Regions from separate parts of the Homo sapiens genome. Here region 1 is linked to region 2. Evidence: chromatin loops called from intact Hi-C (ENCODE). Cell type or tissue: heart right ventricle. All regions are shown on one strand. Links, peaks and the distances in the headings refer to the core of each region. The heading gives the core; the rest is flanking DNA.

What was found. A loop is a pair of places that touch in the nucleus more often than their neighbours do. Peaks named below come from ENCODE experiments on the same cell type or tissue, not always from the same donor. Only the 100,000 strongest peaks of a DNase experiment are listed, where the experiment ranks them.
Region 1: it touches region 2 in a loop (2.5-fold over the local background); 8 of 110 quality-filtered maps call a loop at or near these places.

The regions. Positions count from the first base shown.
Region 1 is chr7:93,908,261-93,918,879 of GRCh38, reverse strand. LOC105375402 (a long non-coding RNA gene) reads left to right here. Exons shown (of 3, transcript XR_927751.3): 2 at 2,360-2,444; 3 at 3,785-4,938. It overlaps GNGT1 (G protein subunit gamma transducin 1), which reads right to left. Exons shown (of 3, transcript NM_021955.5): 3 at 7,615-8,090. The coding sequence ends at 7,962. Among named protein-coding and RNA genes, the nearest start is that of GNGT1, 7.0 kb to the right of the region's middle. RefSeq lists an enhancer at 3,342-4,541. In heart right ventricle, for the core only: no CTCF peak of the experiment used is centred there; no DNase peak of the experiment used is centred there; H3K27ac peaks cover 2,386 bases.
Region 2 is chr7:94,168,387-94,179,005 of GRCh38, reverse strand. No RefSeq gene overlaps it. Among named protein-coding and RNA genes, the nearest start is that of BET1, 170 kb to the right of the region's middle. In heart right ventricle, for the core only: no CTCF peak of the experiment used is centred there; no DNase peak of the experiment used is centred there; H3K27ac peaks cover 3,246 bases.

The DNA of each region.
Region 1 (10,619 bases), core at 1,849-6,848, 260 kb after region 2:
AAAATAGGAAAAACAAGGTTTTGACAATTTTTGTGATTTGTTATGTTGTTAAAAATCTATATAAAGAAAAATAAAACATTGAAGGCAGTTAAACTGGAATTGAGCTAATACTAACTTGAACTCAAAAAAGATCAGGATTCTGGTCTTATTTTATCTTGTGATTTTTGCAAGAAACACATTATTTCTGCTTTTTTATTTCGTGTAAGTAAACTAGGTTACCTTTCAAAGTCTGCTCTTCTAAAATTTATAGAGTGACTTTGAGAGGCCGATACAGGAGGATCACTTGAGACCAAAGGTTCAGGAGTTTGAGACCAGCCTAGGCAACATACCGAGACCCCGGTCTCTACAAAAAAATAAATAAATATAAATAAATAAATAAATAAATTTAAAAAGTGCATAGTAACTGTTTTGACCATTGAAATTATGGTTTCTTTAAAGAAAGTACACTTCAGACGCTCTTGGTTCATTTGATATTTGTTTTAATCTGTTAAAACAATCATGAGGCAATTTTCAGGAGCTCATTTGTTTCCTGTAACTACCTACCTAAGATTCCTTTTCTTTTTTTTTTTTTTTTCTTGGGCAGGGGAAGGAGTTTAACTCTTGTTGCCCAGGCTGGAGTGCAATGGCGCGATCTCTGCTCACTGCAACCTCCGCCTTCCGGGTTCAAGTGATTCTGCTGCCTCAGCCTCCCGAGTAGCTGGGATTACAGGCGTGTGTCACCACAGCCAGCTAATTTTGTTTTTCTTTTTTTCTTTTCTTTTTTAGTAGAGACGGGGTTTCACCATGTTGGCCAGGCTGGTCTCAAACTCCTGATCTCAGGTAATCCTCCCACCTAGGACTCCCAAAGTGCTGGGATTACAGGCGTGAGCCACTGCACCCAGCCCTAAGATTCCTTTTCTAGATGAAGAGAATGCCAAGTCAAAGGATGATCTGTGTCTGATGCTCTGAGTATCTTAGCAACTACTTATAATTCAGGATATCAAAATGATTTCTCTGGCTGGGAGTGGTGGCTCTCACCTGTAATCCCAGCACTTTGGGAGGCTGAGGCAGGAGGCTCACATGAGGTCAAGAGTTCGAGACCAGCCTGGCCAGAATGATGAAATCCCTTCTCTACTGAAAAAAAAAAAAAAAAAAATAGCCAGGTGTGGTGGCATGAAATTGCTTGAACCCAGGAGGCAGAGATTGCAGTGAGCCAAGATCGTACCACTGCACTCCAGCCTGGGCGAGAGAGTAAGACTCCATCTCAAAAAAATAAAATAAAATAAAATACAAATAAAAATAAATGATTTCTCTTACCAATTTTGTTTCTATATTACTTTAACTCCCATCATATATAACTGATCATTCTCATTACTTAGTTTACTATTTTCCTCATGTAAACACATTATTGAGGCATTTAGGAAGTTTGATCCAATATAAACTTTTATAAGCACCACTCTTGCCTGCTTTTAAAGTCAATTACATTGTCCAGACAATTTGTTAGTTGATATGACACTTTTCAAAGATGAACAGTGCTTCTGACTTGGGAAATCTCCAATGTAGTACTGAAATTAAAACAACCGTAGAAATTATAATGAGAAAAAGTAAAGTAACGTTAAATGACTTAAGAGACACACAAAATACTCTTGAGGTAGAATGGGAGAGATAGTCTCATAAGAAGAGTAGGATTTCAAAAGGCTGAAATGGGGTGGAGTGGAGGGAGATCTCAGGTGGAGGGATCAGTATGACCAAATTCCAGGTGGTGGGAAAATGTCCACGGGAAGTATAATAATAGAGGACATTTGTTAGGCTTCTTTCTATGTACCCGTTTCTGATCTAAGAGATTATAAGTATTCAGATAATCTAGCCTAATCACTAATTTTATATATAAAAAAAAACAGATTCAAAAAGTTCACGTCATTTGTCCAAGTTCTCAATGACAAGGTGGAAGAGTCAGGGTTTTAATTTTGAATTGTTGGGCTGCAAACTTTGTCTCCAATGGTAAACTGAAAGTTAGAGATGTTGGTTAGGACCATCTTCTACAGGTTACTGAATGCCATAGCATGTACTTACTTTGTATTTATTTTAATCAGAGAAAGGGAGATATACTGAACACTTCACTAAATAAATACTAACTTGCAGGTGGAAAACTTCTAGAGACAAACCACAATTAAATAAACAAATAAATTGTAGTATGCCAGGTGGTGATGGTGCTACGGGGGAAAATAGACTGAGAGAGAGAGACAGGAAGCGCTTGGTGGAGGTTGGGAGGACTGTATGGAGAGGGTTTTGTAAATTTAAATAGGAGGATAAAAAGCTTTTCTTGAGGAAAAATAGATAAGACATTCAGTAACTAATCCCAGAATCCCTTAATACTCAGAGCACATTTGATGAAGACACGTGGTGGGGTGTGTTGCTGACTGTTCAGCCAGAAGCCCAGAGTCTTGACCGAAGAAATTTGTCAGGTGACTTCTCTGAAACTTTATTTTCTCCATTTCAAAATGAAGAGTTTAGACAAGAGTCAACAGATATTTGTTGAGCATTTATGATGATCAGAGTGGGAGGGCATTGTGCTAGAAGCCAAACTTTGGTACAACTTTCAGACTCCCTTCCAGACCAAATAATAGATAATTTTAATGTTTTTTTTTAAAGTGTGACAATCAATTAGTATTTCTGAGTATTCTGATCACTGAAGTATACAAAATAGCACTGTAAATGTGAGACAGCAACAAGAAAACACTGACCACAAAAGTGGTTACTGATTTAGGTAATTACAACTTGTCATTTGTTACAGAAGCAGAGGCAAGTTTTCTCTTAGTCATTAACACAATGGTAGTGAAATGTGACTCATGTAAACTCAACAGGATGCCAGAAGGACCTGATGTAGGTGATGGAGATTTCTCTCTCATGTGTGCTCACCTTGTTAAAGAAAAGACTGTGGTGTTGAGTCTTCATGATGATAGGGTAAAATAGCATGTTTCTTAAAGCACTTTAGAAATTTTGTCTAGATCCTTTCTCAGTAATAATACTAGTTAACACTTATTGTATCTTACCATGGACCAGGTAATATGCTGAGTGTTATAGTTGCATTAGTGTATTACTTAACCCCTACACAAAACAGAAGATATAACCATTATTGTCTTCATCCTATGCTAGGAGAAACAAATTTAGAAAGAATTAAGTAGCTTATCCAAAGTGAGTTGGGCAGTAAAGTGGCAGAGCCAGAACTGTCTGGCTCCTAAGTGCATGCTTATAACCGTGATTCTGCTGCTGGTTAAATTCACCGTGCTCCGTGACCACAGACTGAACCCTCAACCCAGTTGGCATTCTGGGGAAAAGTCACAAGATAGGTGAACTGCATATCAGAAAAATAAGCTTCCTAATTCCATAAGCAAGAGAAAGTTTGGGAAAGAAAACAGAAATTTAACCACAAAATTTCTGGGTAGAAAGTTATAAGTATTGAAAGGGAAGTGAAAAAACATAAAACAGTAAATATATGCTGACAACTCAGAATAATATAGAATCATTTATAAAACATAGTTCTTTTTAAAGAACTTTAAGCAATATTTTTTTGGCAATTATGTGTTAAACCCTGTGCCAGCTATGTTAAGAAAAACATAGAATGATGGGTTACCACACCCCAATTTTTATTAAAAGTTTACATCTATAAATTTAAAAATTCATGTACATGCATAGTAGTAGCATTATGTGTGAAAAAAATCCATATTGTTGTTAACGTTTGAGATATTTCCAAGAATTTGTTTAATTTTTTTTCTTTTTTTTTTGGTATTTTGAAATCACACAGCCTCCTTTGAGCTCTTTGAAGGGATTTTTGTCCTCTGGGATGCCCTTTACCAGTGGATCCTTGCCAGATCATTCTTCAACGTAATCTCTTCTTCACAACATTTGGATACCTTAAGGGGAAGGAAAAACGGATGACTCATTTGGTTTAAAACAGAATACTCCAGATGCCAAGAATTTATTTACTGCAATAAGTTTTCAGGTCGTATAATTTCAGTTTGATTCTCTCTGCTTTCCACCAATGCATACGTACTTTGTAGGAAAGAAGAAAGTTGCACCCTTCCCACTCCTTCTGGATATATCTCCAGACAAAGGAAAAACAGCTGGCCATGCTCCAGCTAAAGATTCCCCGTAGACACTGCCTCCAACATCAAAGGAGACAAGACCCAGGAATCAGAACACAACTGGCAACGGAAGTCAAGAATGTCATCAGATTTCATACTGATTAAATCTTTTTCCTCATTCCAAAAATGTGACTCGTAAAGGTGGAAGAGAATAATTATTAAATTCCAGGCTTATCATCATCCCTAAATTCTCAGAAGTATATACATGGCGTGATCTCCACTCACTGCAACCTCCATCCTCCACCTTCTGGGTTCAAGTGATTCTCCTGCCTCAGCCTCCTGAGTAGCTGGAATTAGAGGCACACGCCACCATGCCCAGCTAATTTTGTATATTTAAGTTTGTTTTTGTTTTGGTAGAGACAGGGTTCACCATGTTGGCCAGGCTGGTCTCGAACTGCTGATCTCAGGTGATCCTCCCATTTAGGCCTCCCAAAGTGCTGAGATTACAGGCATGAGCCACTGCACCTGACCCTAAGATTCCTTTTCTAGATGAAGAGAATGCCAAGTCAAAAGATGAACTGTGTCTGATGCTCTGAGTATCTTAGCAACTACTTATAATTCATGGTATCAGAATGATTTCTCCGGTGAGGAGTGGTGGCTCAGGCCTGTAATATCAGTACTTTGGGAGGTCGAGGCGGGAGGATCACTTGAGGTTAGGAGTTTGAGACCAGCCTGGCCAACATGGCAAAACCTCTTCTTTACTAAAAATACAAAAAGAGTTAGCCGGGCGTGGTGGGACTGAATTACTTGAACCAGGGAGGCAGAGGTTGCAAGTGAGTCAAGATCGTACCGCTGCACTCCAGCCTGCGTGAGAGAGTGAGACTCTTGTCTCAAAAGAATAAAATAAAATAAAAAATAAAAAAACAGATTTCCCTCACCATTTTTTTCTGTAAGACTTTAACTCCCATCATACATAATTGATCATTCTCATTACTCAGTTTACTATTTTCCTCATGTTAACTCATATTTTAGTAATTTAGGAAGATTGATATTAGCTTGGTTTTAAAATTTGGCTAAAATAAAACCAGTACAAATTAAAACAACAGTGAGGTGTTTTCTTTTCTTTTTTCTTTTTCTTACTAAAGCTTACACTCATCTATGTGTGCAAAATATGTTTAAAGTCCAAGTAGCTCAAATGATATATTGTAGTATCTATAATAACTCATTCTCATTAATGACACCAGAAAATTTTGTTAAAGAGTCACATGTTAAGGTTGTGTGGGAGTGGTTTTTGTTGCCTTGTAGTCTTACTTCATTTTCTTTAACCTAGTTATCCCAGTCCTGAAATAACAAATTCTGAACAAACCAAAGTCACTGACAGTTATAGCTCTGTAGCCTGTGGGACAGTCATGATTTCATTTCCTTCTTCCTGGACCATCTTTCTCTATACTTCCTTCCTGTGATTTCTCTCTTACTCAAAACCTGCTGACAATCTGTGTTTTAAGCAACAGGAATTGTCCCCTACTGGTGATTTAATCATGAATTAAGTCAATAAGAATTCTGAATTATCCAATATAAACATTTTATAAGCACTATTCTTGCCTGCTTTTAAAGTCAATTTCATTGTCCAGACAATTTGTTAGTTGATATGACAGTTTCAAAGATGAACAGATCTTCTGGCTTGGGAAATTTCCAATACAGCACTGAAATTAAGACAACCATAGAAATTATAATAAGAGAAAGTAAAGTAATGTTAAATGACTTAAGAGATACACAAAATACTCTTGAGGTAGATTGGGAGAGAAAGTCTCATAGAAGAGTAGGATTTCAAAAGGCTGAAAATGGGGTGGGGTGGAGTGGAGGGAGATTTCAGGTGGAGGGATCAGTATGACCAAATTCCAGATGGTGGGAAAATGTCCACGGGAAGTATAATAATAGAGGACATTTATTAGGCTTCCTTTTATATACCCATTTGTGATCTAAGGGATTACAAGTATTCAGATAATCTATCCTAATCACTAGTTTTATACAAAAAAAAAAAAAAATGTTCAAAGAGTTGAAGTCATTTGGTCATTTGTCCAAAGTTCTCAATGACAAGGTGGAAGAGTCGGGGTTTTAACTTCACATTGCTGGGCTTCAGAATCTGTCTCCAATGGTAAACTAAATGTCATAGCAAATATTTACTTTGTATTTATTTTAATCGGAGGAAAGGGGCCATACTGAACACTTCACTAAATAAATACTAATTTGCAGGTGGAAAACTTCTAGAGGCAAACCACAATTAAATAAACAAATAAATTGTAGTATGCCAGATGGTGACGGTGCTACGGAGGAAAATAGAGTGCGAGAGAGAGACAGGAATTGCTTGGTGGAGGTTGGGAGGACTGTATGGAGAGGGTTTTGTAAACTTAAATAGGAGGATAAAAAGCTTTTCTTGAGGAAAAATAGATAAGACATTCAGTAACTAATCCCAGAATCCCTTAATACTCAGAGCATATTTGATGAAGACACGTGGTGGGGTGTGTTGCTGACTCTTCAGCCAGAAGCCCAGAGTCTTGACTGAAGAAATTTGTCAGGTGACTTCTCTGAAACTTTATTTTCTCCATTTCAAAATGAAGAGTTTAGACAAGAGTCAACAGATATTTGTTGAGCATTTATGATGATCAGAGTGGGAGGGCATTGTGCTAGAAGCCAAACTTTGGTACAACTTTCAGACTCCCTTCCAGACCAAATAATAGATAATTTTAATGTTTTTTTTAAAGTGTGACAATCAATTAGTATTTCTGAGTATTCTGATCACTGAAGTATACAAAATAGCACTGTAAATGTGAGACAGCAACAAGAAAACACTGACCACAAAAGAGGTTTCTGGTTTAGGTAATTACAACTTGTCATTTGTTACAGAAGCAGAGGCAAGTTTTCTCTTAGTCATTAACACAATGGTAGTGAAATGTGACTCATGTAAACTCAATAGGATGCCAGAAGGACCTGATGTAGGGGATGGAGATTTCTCTCTCATGTGTGCTCACCTTGTTAAAGAAAAGACTGTGGTGTTGAGAGTCTTATGAGGATAGGGTAAAACATCATGTATCTTAAAGGATTTTGGAAATTTTGTCTAGATCCTTTCTCAGTAATAATACTAGTTAACACTTATTGTATCTTACCATGGGCCAGGTAATATGCTGAGTGTTATAGTTGCATTAGTGTATTACTTAACCCCTACACAAAACAGAAGATATAACCATTATTGTCTTCATCCTATGCTAGGAGAAACAAATTTAGAAAGAATTAAGTAGCTTATCCAAAGTGAGTTGGGCAGTAAAGTGGCAGAGCCAGAACTGTCTGGCTCCTAAGTGCATGCTTATAACCGTGATTCTGCTGCTGGTTAAATTCACCGTGCTCCGTGACCACAGACTGAACCCTCAACCCAGTTGGCATTCTGGGGAAAAGTCACAAGACAGTTGAACTGCATATCAGAAAAATAAGCTTCCTAATTCCTTAACCAAGAGAAAGTTTGGGAAACAAAATAGAAACTTAACCATACAATTTCTGGGTAGAAAATTGTAAGTGTTGAAAGGGAAGTGAAAAAACATAAAACAGTAAATATATGCTGACAACTCAGAATAATATAGAATCATTTATAAAACATAGTTCTTTTTAAAGAACTTTAAGCAATATTTATTGGCAATTATGTGTTAAACCCTGTGCCAGCTATGTTAAGAAAAACATAGAATGATGGGTTACCACACCCCAATTTTTATTAAAAGTTTACATCTATAAATTTAAAAATTCACGTACATGCTTAGTAGTAATAGTATGCATGAGAAAAATTCATATTGTTATTAACATTTGAGATATTTCCAAGAATTTGTTTAATTTTTTTTCTTTTTGTTTGTATTATGAAATCACACAGCCTCCTTTGAGCTCCTTGAAGGGATTTTTGTCCTCTGGGATGCCCTTTACCAGTGGATCCTCGCCAGATCGTTCTTCAACGTAATCTCTTACTTCTTCACAACATTTGGAAACCTTAAGGGGAAGGAAAAAGGGATGACTCATTTGGTTTAAAACAGAATACTCCAGATGCCAGGAATTTATTTATTACAATAAATTTTCAGGTTGTATAATTTCAGTTTGATTCTCTCTACTTTACACCAATGCATATTTACTTTGTAGGAAAGAAGAAAGTTGCACCCTTCCCACTCCTTCTGGATATATCTCCAGACAAAGGAAAAACAGCTGGCCACACTCCAGCTAAAGATTCCCAGCAGACACTGCCTCCAACATCAAAGGAGACAAGACCCAGGGTTCACAACACAGCTGGCAACAGAAGTCAAGGGTGTCACCAGAGTTCATATTGATTAAATCTTTTTCCTCATCCCAAAAATGTGACTAGTAAAGGTGGAGGAGAATGAATAATTATTAAATTCCTGGCTTATCACCATCCCTAAATTCTCAGAAGTATACACATGTAATTTTTCTTTACACTCATCTACAATGATTGAGCATGGTGGTGCACTAGGTGAGCTTCAAGGGGTCAGGGACCTTTGGCTGATTTGTTCAGTGTATCCCAGCCATCTAGAACAGAGGCTGTGTTCTTTAGTGCTCAGTGAATAATTTGCTGGACTGAATTATTCATGTTGTTTTTGAGCTTGCTCTTCACTTATCTGCACCATTATTGTTTAATGATTTAGTAAAAAATCAGGCCTTAATATTTTAATGGCTTCAGCTATAGCCTGTTAAGGTACCACTTAACATTCCTTGTAGAGAGAGGTGATGTTCTATACATATATAAATATACATATATATACATACACACGAAATCAAATTATTCAAACTCTTTTAGCTTCAACTTGTTTGTTTTCAGTTAGTGTATCTTTCATGACAGTAACACTAAGCTACTTTATTTTTGTCAGTCTATTAAGTGGCCATTCCATAAGTCATTTAACCAATTTACTGTTTTTTTTTTTTTCAAATGAAATCTTTAGTCCGCTTTTATGTAAATTCCAAGGAACATTTGATATAAGACTTAAGATTATTTTATAACTAGGCAGACTCATTAATTACATAGTAAAACAAATTATTTTCAACTGGAGCCAGGAAGCATTTGTCAGGTTAGTTTCTTCCTTCAAAGGATGATACTTGCAGATTCACATAACTTTTGAAATATGCATTAATTTAGATTCACTTTTTTCCCTCTTCCTCAGTGGTCCCACACTCTCTCTCTAAAAGTCACTACTTTTGGCTTCACCCAGATGACAGGAACAGAGGTGTAACTTGCTGTCCTTAATTCAGTAGTCCATAAGGGATTGGTTTTGAAGGTGCCTGGCTGGGATCTGAGGATATGAGAATGAAAGGAGCAACAAATTACCTAAAATTATATATGTGTATAGGTTTAAAAATTATTTCAGTGATGCTTAATATAAATATATGTAGTTTAACATAGGATTGCAAGACTCTTCTCATTTACTAGCTATTTAGTCTTAGTTAAGGTAATTCATCTAAGGTTCATTTACTTCATGTATAAAATATGAATAGCTGCATTGGTTGCCTTAAATGCCTAAGAGGTGCCTGGCACAAGAAGATGCACAATCAAATAGTAACTATTTTTAGCTATTACTACAAAGGTTGTCTTTAGTCATGGCCTATTACATTGACTTATAGTCATTGCAAATCTATCAGCTTCAGAAACTGGATGCAAAGACTTGTCGTACTCAAAAAAAATCACAATAATATGAATCAGTCTGGTTCATAGAATCAATAATAATTTTAAGATAATAATAATATAATGACATAAAGCACTTGCTATTACCAGGCATTGTTCTCAGAGCTTTGTGTATATTATCTTGTTTATTCCTCCCAATTATCCTCTGAATTAAATGCTATTACTATCGCTATTTTGAAGAAACAGAGGCACAGGTGAGTTAGATAACATAGATGAGGGTTGCACAGGCAAAAATTTGTTGTGGAGCAAGAATCTGAGCTGGGAATATGGTTTCAGAGTATATCCAATTAACCATACTGTACTGATTATCCACTTAACCACTTACCCATACTGAGTATATCCACTTAACCATACTGTACTGATTATACATCAGAGCTAGGGGCTCAGGACCTGGAAGTTCCATTTTATATATAATATAACATATTATTATATATTTTATAGAGAAATAATATTTCTATATATTACATACATATTTCTACACACTATATAAATTCATTTGTTGAACTCCTAACTCCCTCGGTGGGGTTTTTGGTAGGTAATTAGGTCATGAAGACAGAGTTCTCATAAATAGGATTACCGTCCTTATAAAAGAGACCCCAGAGAGCTTCGTCATCCCTATCACCAGGTGAGGACAAAATGAAAAGACAGGTGTTCATGAAGGAGGGAGCAGGCCCTCGCCAGACGCTGAATCTGCTGATGTCTTGATCTTGGATGCCCCAGCTTCCAGAGCTGTGAGAAATACATTTCTGTTGGTTAAAAGTCACCAGTCTATGATACTCTGGTACAGCACCCTGAGGAGACTAAGAGGGTACATGTATATGTATGTGTATCTA
Region 2 (10,619 bases), core at 1,833-6,832:
AAAGACTCTTCCTTAATCTTCCCTGGTTGAAGTTGGTTGGATGGGGTGTAGTGGGAGCATGAGAAAGTTATTGTGGAAAGGAGGCAGAAGAGCTGGTGGCAGAGCTTTTGCTGAAAACTAAAATGATTTGAAAGCAGCAAAAGACATGAAAATTACTTTCCCATAATTATGGCTAGAAATGATTTTTTGATGCCTTCATGTTGATTTCTTGTATCACCTTCTGGAGGCCTGGAACTTCATATTCAAGATACCAGGTTATAACATTTAAATTAAAATGACCTTAAAGTTTTTTTTTTTAATTCCGTGCTTTGAATCCGGGTAATGTTAACCTTGATTTTGTTTGACCCACTGGAAATGTTTCCACTTGGCTCATTTCTGTGGGCAGCAATGGATTAATTCTTTCAGTGCCCAGCATTCTGCCCATTGCTGATTTTGGCTCTGGGCAACAACAGCTCATCTCTGGACTCACCTCTATTCCCCGGTAGGAAAAAAGGAACTCTCAGTGATGAGGGACTAACCTTGTGGGTAGCAGGCAGTTTTTGTGGTCAGATGGGTAAAACCAAGGCAGGCAAGGACTGACAGTCACAAATGCAGTTTAATAATTTCTCTCTTTTTCTTCCATTCTCACTTTTCAGTTTCCGTTCTCATTCTCATGACTACTCAACATATTCATGACTTCTCTTAAACTTCTGAACTACTCTTAAGCCCTTCGTTTATCAGGAAACCTCATCTCCCATCCTGTGGAAAAGGGAGAACCCCCATAACCTCCCTTAATTTTCCATGAATGCCAAGCTGTGTGGACCCCTCCATAGCTCCTTCTTTTCTGTCCTCCCCTGATCTAATATTTCTTCCTCTCTATTGGTTCGTTCTCTTCTGCTATATACGTGCTCAAAAGTCTCATTTTCTACAACCTAACATTTCTTACACAATATTGTCTGCTCCAGAAGCTCCCAAGCTCTCTCCTGTCCTTCATCAATGTAGTTTTTAAGTGGAAAGTATCCACTTGCTGTTTTATTTTTCCATTCCATTTTTATTGCTCACCACACAGAAATTAAGCTTCTGCCCCTTCCTTTCTAACGAGGCTGTTCCTATGGTGGTCATTACCATATACTTACTTCCTAATTGCCAAATCTAGTTTTGTCATTTCAATTATTATTGTATTTTATTTTGAAACGATTATTCGTAACCATTTTGTTCCTGCCATTGTTTTAAGCATTTTCCATATATTATCCAATCTAGTTCTCAACATATTCCTGTGTATTAAGTGTTATATTTCACATTTTATAAAGAAGGAAGCAGCTTTGCTTGACACTATTAACAACTTCCTCCATCTGGCACATTTTCTCCTCTTGGTTTCTGTAAGACGACTGTAGTCATCTTTATTTTTTTCTGACACCCATTCTTTCTCAGTGACCTAAATCAATCCCACATTCATATCTGTGTGCCTGTCTCAATATCCTTTCCCCTTGTGTTCCTGATTCATGTTTTTAACTACATAATTAGTATCTCTCCATTCATGCTCAAGAAAACAAGCCTAACTCATTATCCTACCATTCATGTTTTTGGTATACATTTATAGAATCTGTAGACTCTATATCACATGCCTGGAATTGTTTGCTGTGCTGAGGGCATTAAGATGTGCAAAGCACAGCCCTGTCCTTGAGGACCAGGAGATGAACTTGCAAACAATTATAATACAAAGTACAGGTACTACCACAGGAGTATGAGAAGCAGCAGGTCAAGAAGCAACAGAAGGGAATCTGTAGCTGCTGGATGGTTCAAAAAAGTTTCCTAAAAGAGATGAAAACTTCCGACATCACTATGAAAAAGATTTCTAAGGAGAAAAGGAGAGAGAAAAGTAATACGTACTACAAAAGGGCCCAGCAAATACAAACGTGTGGAGGTTCTAGAGAGAGACTGGTATCTGAAGGACAGCCATGGTTTACTAGCTTAGATGCTGAGGGGTCAGCATTCTCTACACGGTTGACAACATCACTATTGAATTATTTATCTAGGAAACATCTGGCTTTCCCATCCTCTGATAAATCCTCCACAATTATTTATGATAAGAACCTTAACAAGGGCAGTGACCACAGGAAGAAAGAGAAGATATGACAGGCAAAATAAGTCCTATGGAAAATGGAGTCAACAATTTTTACAGTTGCAATCAGTATTGTTGACTCCATTTTCCATAGGACTTTTTTTGCCTGTCATATCTTCTCTTTCTTCCTGTGGTCACTGCCCTTGTTAAGGTTCTTATCATAAATTATTGTGAAGGATTTATTGCTTAAGATTTGAGAAAGGAACTCTGCCTTCTCTGTTATCAAGCCCTTAACCCTTTTCAAAAATAAATATGCCTACATATCCAGATGCCCTATTCAGCTAACTTAAAATTATGCTGGTTTTGAATTTTGAAATAGAACTAAGCAATTTTGAAAACATCAGAATAACTTTTCTCAATGTGAAATCAGTTAACAGTGAACCCCATTTTTTTTTAATTTATGGAAGGTATTCTTGTCATTTTACTTATCAGAGTGCAGTGATCAGCATCAGAGACCAGGAAGACATGGTTATATCAAGTGCAAGAAAACTTAAGGGATAAACAAGGGTGTCTCTGAAAAGAATGTTAGGAGAAGAATGTGTCAGTGTGTCAGTAAAAGGACTTGGAATATGATGATTACCAAAGAAGCTATGGAAGAAGCCAGAAAAGCCAGCTATATTTTGTTAAGAGATAAAGGAAGAAAAAGAAATGGTAATGGGTGATATATTTATGCAGTCATGTTCCCAGCTGCACCACACCATGGGCTGAGATGGCTTTGAGTGAATCTTAATCCTCACCCTAACAAATGGTTTATGTGTGAAAATAATACTTTGTTTCTTTTCTCTTAATTCTTTTTCAAATAGTTTTGTAGATTTTGTTTTATCCTCACCCTAACTTTACGGATAGGAATTATTATTGTTCATTTCACAAAGGAAAGAAACTGAGGCAGAGTGGTTAAGAGGTTTGCCTAAGATTTTCAAAAAGCTAGTAATGAACAGAGCTATAATCAGTTCAGTCATACAAGAACTCTTGCTATTACATGAGCCTAAGAGTCAAGTATTGAGAGGACTGAAATTATGTACCAAAATACAGAATTCTTGAATGCTGATTCTGAAAATTTTGTAAATCAATATAAAATTTGCAGACATGCTAAATACATTTTCTAGAAAATATCTGAAAGTTACTTGCTCTAAGCTTGGATGATAAAGTTTTGTTCTTTGTTAATATTATTTGCTCAGGCATGTTCCAAATTTCATATAGCCATCTTATTATCTCCATATTTGCAAATATAGCTATCATACTGGACACTGTAATTTGGGCCTTACTAAATTAGTCATCATATAATTTGGTATTTGGTAAATTTGGTTATCATATAAATAACCACAACAGGTGTTAAAAAAACTATATTGTATTGCTTACTTCCTGCCAATATGTCTCTTTTCCTCTTCTAACTATGTAAAAAAATTACTTTTTGTTTTTCCCTTTTTAAAAATCAGCTACAGTATTAAAAGGAGGAAATGTGTTTCTCACAGTGCTAGGTCCGTTCTCATGGGATCGAATAACAGAGTCCTGGCTAAGGGCTCAAATGCCCTGCTCAAATCCTCAGACAATTCCAACATCCCCAAAAACTCTGAAAGGAATAAGTAAAATTAACTTCAGTTGTTTCCTTAAATATATCTTGTAGAATTTTATAAATGTACATATTAGTTTGTTGTCACACTGCTATAAATACCCAAGACTGAGCAATTTATAAAGGAAAGAGGTTTAAATGACTCACAGTTCCATATGGCTGGGAGGCCTCAGGAAATTTACAATCATGGCAGAAGGAGAAGCAGGCATGTATTACATGGCAGCAGGTGAGAGAGAGTGTGTATAGGAAAAACTGTCAAACACTTATAAAACCATCAGATCTCGTGAGAACTCACTATCACGAGAACAGCATGGGGGAAACTGCTCCCATGATCCAATCACCTCCCACAAGGTCCTGCCCTCAGCACCTGGGGATTATGGGATTATAATTCAACATGACATTTGGGTGGGAACACAGAGCCAAACCATATCAATGTACTTATTGCAATCTGCTATGGCTGTATTTTCAAGACTAGGGACAATTGTGACAGAACCTGACAGTCATGAGACAAGCTTATTAACCTCATTCTTTTACCTGTGGTAGAGGCATGTGAGTGGGCCCCCGCACTGTTGATGACTTCTTCCCAAATGTCAAGTCTTTCTTAAGTCTTTAAGGGATGAAATACTATCCAAGGTCAAAAAGAGCCCTTTTTAGTCTCCCCTTCAGGTTCTGTGAATTTGCTCTCTCCAGGGATGGATGGCGGAACTGCTATAGTACCCGACAAACAGGAAATCTCCAGAGCAATTCTGTATGTACAGCCTGCTTTTCCTTGCTTTCATCAAGTTTAATCTATTTCCTTTAACAGTGCGTAATTTCAGACAATACATGCATGTTCTCTAGAGCTTTCCTGTGGGTTGTATTTGGGGAGAGATTATTTTTACTATGTTTTGTCAGTTTGCCTTACTTGAAAGTCATGTATTTGGAGAGATTGCGACTCCTCTCTCTCTCCCTTGGATTCTTGTAAGCTCTGTCTTAACTTCATATTTTAGGATGATCTGGAAACTGAGAAAAGGGAGGAGCTATGCTAAATATTAAGATGTTGCTTACCTCTCTCTACTACTATGCTAGTGAATAACATAAGGAGACAAGATTCCACAAATTAGTAATTTTTTACTAATATTTCTGTGGTTCATTAACAAATTCACCTATCACATTTGAAGTTTAATAAATCACATAGGAGACAATGTTTTAAAACCATAATTGCTTTAATCAGGTAAAAGGATACCACGGGGTCTGACTTTACGATGGGGTGAGGGATTGCTATTTACGTAACTGCAAAGGTACTTTTTTAGTTTAAGCAGCTCATAAAATTGGAAGGAAGACTAAGAATACTTCTGTCCAAAAGCAACATAATGCAAGCCACATATGTAATTTTTAATTTTCTAGTAGCCTCTCCTGGGAGATAATTATCCATGATATCTCATGTTTCTTACGGGCAAGGCAGTAATTGTCCTTTTGTTCTTGTCTGTCTTTGAAGGATGTTTGTATAAAAAAGAACTTTGGAAGATAGAGATAGTGTGTCACTCTGGAAGAAAGGGTAGATGTTTGTTGTCTGGTATAATAATGTCTCTCTCCAATGCAGAAGTCAGGTAGGTTTGCTTCTAGTTCATCATAAAAGATTTTAATTCCCTCAGCTGTTAAATGAACAAACTGCACATACACAGCCCACTTGGGCTACTCTGCATTGCTCCCAAAGGACTTGGAGGAACAATGGGAACTGATTGTTTCCAAATACGAAGCTCATGTGGTTGGCGGTAGCATGGGTAATATATTCCTTTATTTCTGACTCAGGAGAATCATGTCTTCTGTCAGCATCCATGAAAATGTGGCAGGTTAACTTGTTAGCCTGAAAGTAGGATTAAAAACTCAGACTTTCACAGTTCTAAAGAGTCACATTGAAAAAAGTAAAGGGATAAAATTAATTAAAATAATGTACTTTATGTAACCCAACATATCCAAAATATCATTTCAACATGTAATCAATATAAAAATTAATCAGATGTTTCAAATTTTTAATACTAAGAATGTCTTCAGATAATAGAGAAATGGATGAACTCATATTTGGTGTGTATTATACATAAATCATGGGAAAATGCAGGCAATGTAACAGGGGTCAAAAGACCATATTCATGAACTCATGAATATGGTTGAAACACTAGGAAAAGACTTAGCTAAAACAGAATCTATGAAAAACCATCTTATACTCTGTAAGTAGAAGATGCATAAGAAGTTAAAAATGAGATAGAGACATTAATGCTCATCAAATATTTCACTTGTTCCTTTACGCTTCCTGGCTCTCTCACAACATGACACTTTTCTAAGTGAGACTTTGAAAGCCCATGTGCAATTTCCAGTCTTTTATCCTCTGAATAAGACATTTTTATTTACAACATCTGATCCCACATATTCATGCAGATTGTGCATCTACAAAGTGGTGAAGCTTCCACCAGCCTCCACTATGTGTAAAATTGGCACTAATATTTGTTATATTAAACCACTGACATTATGAGGATGTTTGTTAGCACAAAAAAACCTAGAAAGCGCTGACTAATACATACATTAGAATTCTTTTTACTTTCTGCAGCTCTGAGAAGCTACAATTATTTCTTCTTTTAGCATTATAATCATTTATTGATGTCAAATATAATATAATTTAGCTGAAAATTAAAAAAAAATCTAAAACCAAGACCTTCTAAGGGTTTTTATTTTTCAGTAGAATGTATTGATGGATATATTGTGTTGTGGTAATAAGTAGGGATACAAGTTGTTGGTAAAATATGGATTCTATGTCAAGAAACTTGAGTTTTAATTCTGGTTTATCATTGGTGCATAACCTTTGCTGAGTTACTTCACCTCTCTGAGCCTCCTCCTTTACTTACAAATGATAAATAATATCAAATACACCTTTACATTGAGATTTTATTATTATTTCACTGTAAAAAGACAGAATAAATTAAGACAACATTCATCTCTCATAGCTACTGTATAGTTCTACTTTCAGAGAAGAATTATATTAATACTTCAAAAATGTACTTTAAATATTTTCATTCTTAATTCCAAATCAAAAATTTTGGTTAGTGTTTATTGTTTTGAAACTGGTTATCTTGATTTCTTGAGAAAAAATAATATTTTCTAAAATGATGGTAGTTGATTGTGGTAAAATTGTATTTAGTGATAGAGCAATCTTGTATGAGCTACAATTAGTTTATGAGTTCATCTCTAATTCCTGGTAAGTGAAGAGAGGTATATCAAAGCCCAACAAGCCACTCAGATGCACTGGCATTTATTGAAAGGATTCAGAGATTGTTTTTTATGTATAATGATTGCATTTTTCTTCTGGATTTGGCCCCACAAACATAACATATCCCCTCACTACCACAAAAATACACATGCATACTCTGGCTTAATTTTTGTTGCTGTTGTTGAGCCAGTGACTTTTTAAATTGTGCTGATGAGTTGGAGAAAGAAATATTTAAAAATCTCAGTCCAGACACTCAGAGCCACTCCAAAAACCTTGCGCCCTCCTCCTGCTCCCCAAGGTTGTGTCGACACTTAATTCTTTAAGTATTCATTCTATGAAAATATATAATATGGTGATGATCACTTAAAACATGATTCTTCCACAATATTTTAGAAGCAATAGATACTACTGTCAGGTAGATTGGAGAAAGGGCATTGGATGGAAAATATAAAAATTAAATCACTTTTTAAGAAAGTAAAACTTGAGAATAATTCAGTCATCCCTTTGGGTTTGGAAATTGAGCAGGAGCTCTTTTGACCAACTTTGAATTAGCCACCTTGCCAGATTAACTCTCACTTTCCATTCTCTCTGTAATCATACTGATGGATGTCCGTGGTGTACTTGGTGCTCATGGCTAAGTGGCTACTCTTTGGCCAGCCCACATTCTTCTGTGGCTTCCAGTTGGGTTGTAGGCTTACTAAAAAAGAGTTAGTTGTGCTTGTTGCCAAACCTGTTAGTGCCAACTGTACTAATTGCATATAATATGTACATAATTATGTAATTGCACAAAATTTCAACTAATATTGAAATTATGGTATTTAATTAGATATAAACAAACCAATAAAATACAAGTTTAAAGAGCTCTTGTTTCTATGGACTCTAAGTGGCATACTTTGGAAATACCAAAAAGAAATGGGTTGTTTAAAATAGTTCTTGTCATATTAGCTTGGGATAAGAACACTGTAAAAGATGGTGTGTTCTTAGGGGAATTTCCTTATTCAGGTTGCTTCACAAGTGTCATTACATTTTTGCTCCACATTAAAGAAAGTGAAACTGGAAACTGAAGATGACACATTACAGGTTTTGTTCAAGAAAGATGATGTAGAACTCTGATCATGTGATCTTCACTTAATAAAAAGACCTTAGCTCCCCAATAAAAGATGAACATATGTAGTGGCAAATAAACATACATTCATAGTTTTAAGTTAAAATGTTTAGGATGTATGTCCTAACTATAAACTGGGTTTTTGATTAACTGAACAACTACTGGTCCAAGTCATGTTAGAGAAGTAAGCACCTACAAACATGGATTCAAATTAATTTTCCTTAAGTGCAACTTTGGAATTTACAACACTTCCTCAGTTTTGTATGGTTGTCTAAGAGAGTTTGGAAAAGAGATTAGGAATCTCAGGGGACAAAAAGCTAATAATGTTGCTGCCACCCCAACACAAAGAGAATGATTGTTTTCAGAATTTAATAAGCTGGAGCAAGAAGAGAACCTCAATCAAAGTGACTGTGGTAAATGCTGAGACTCCATTTAAAAGCTGATATAGGGGAGAATAAACTGTCTTCTCTGAAACACAAGGCACACGACTATAGAAAAAGAGAGGATTAGAAAGAGAGGGACAGATTCAAGATGGGGAGAGAGAGAAAAAAAAACAAGAGAATAGCATTAGAGAGGGAGGAGGAAGGTGGAAGTGAGAGGGGAGAACAAGAGAGATAAGGCAAGAAAATGCATATTCATGTATTCTTAAGGATCCCACTTTGTCCCAAATTTTTCTGTGTTTGTTTTTTATGTTAGAAATCCATCAATATTCAAGACAGCGTAGGAACTATTGACCTTTTCAGTTAAATCACTGTTCACATTTTTAAATGCAGCTCTGAGCATTCAAATTTTGATCATCTTACAATATAAGAAAATTTATGATTGTATGAGCCATTCCTTGTTTTCTTATCAATTTAAATGACCAAAAGAGGCTATCTTTGCCGCAGGCTAGATTTTCTGAGAAACAGTCGCTGAGATGGAAATTAGCATACAGACAGTTTATTAGGGAATGTTCTCTGGATTAGCCATCATGGAAGGGAAGCAGAAGTAGGCAGAGGGAATAGTTGGGCTGTAGTCTGCCAATGGGTCCAGAACTTTACGCAACCTCAATAAATTCCTCAGTGAGTAGAGGCAGCCTAGCAAAGCAGTCCTCTCCAGCCAAGGGCAGTGACTGAGGGTTGAGAGCTGTCAGCGGGCCACGCTCAGTCCTGAGGGCAGTATAGCATCTATGACAATCTTTGTGTTCTATTTTGGGACCAGTGTGGCTTAGTGGGGAAATTGTAGCCATTGGAGATAGGCATTCAGTTCCAATACTAACTTTATCATGAGCTGTGAAAATTGGACAAGCTATTTAACTTCTCATGTTTCTCTCTGTGTCCTCATCTATCTATTACTTTGATTTCCATGGGAGGATAAAAGGAGTTAATGTTTATAAGAGACGGGCAAATAGTAGGTGCTCAATTAATATTGGAATATTGGCTCCCTCCCACTGTTTTACAATTGATTAAAGGGATCTATATAGCCTTTTTAAAAACCTGGACACTTTTCTCTTTATATCCTCCTTATTCTACTTGCCATTTAGAGAAGAAAATTAATAATATTTCTCAAGCTATGTAGTTTAACATGCTACTGTTCATGCTTCCAAAGAAAAATTGTATATAAAAATTTTCCAACTAAACTAGAATTCATGTATTTTAAGGAAGAAAAAAGCTAAATCAAAGAAATAGCCTTTGTATGTTCTTCTACTTAACTGGAACCAGAGATAGAGTATTCCCGTTAACACCTAAGATGTTTTATAATCTTCTCCCCTGATCCTAAGGTTCTAGGGCTTCTGGCATATTCTCACACTCACCCAATACTTTTTCCTCAAAGGAACTCAGGACTATAGTAGCTACTGGTCCTTCTTCTAGACCAATGGGGCTAAGTCCCATTGAGCCTGAGACATGATAGAGTACTGGTAGAGTGATTCATAAAGTGTAGTCTCTGAGAATTAAATGGAAAATTGTTACAGGCATAAGTTCTCAGGTCCCAATCCAGACCTATTGAATCAGAAACTACAGAGGTGTTATTCAGCAGTCTCTGCTTTAACAAGTCTGCCAGGTGACTTTAATACACACTAAAGTTTGAGGATCACTAGAGTCGTATATCAGTCAGTGTCCCAACAGGAAACAGAAGCCATATGCAAATTAGAATAACTCAAGAAAGCCTAATAAACTATAAAGTTATCGAGGGTGTAAGGGAAGCTCCATCACCCTAGAGTTTGAAATGACAAAATCATTACCATCCCTAGGCCTGAAGGAATGAGGGGAGTAAGAGGTTACTGGAACCCAAAATGAGAGGGTCCTGTGGAGGATGCCTTGAGAGGAGTGGCACCTCTAGAACACAGGCCGGGTCTTAGTTTCCCGCAAGAGGTAGTTTTCTTCTTCCTATTTTCTGTTGGAGCTCTCCAGTAGTTGAATCCAATCAGAAGCCAGAGGCAATGGGTCCTGTGGATGTCTTATTAATATATGATAGGGAAGCATAAGTTGGGTCTAAATGGGCAAATGAAAGATACTCAGTGTAAGTAGTAAAACTTAAATGTCAGTGTTGTTATTCATTTAAAAGGTCTGTCTCCCTTAATTTTAGTCTTTCCAGGCAGCTAATTATTTCTGCTTTACTTTAG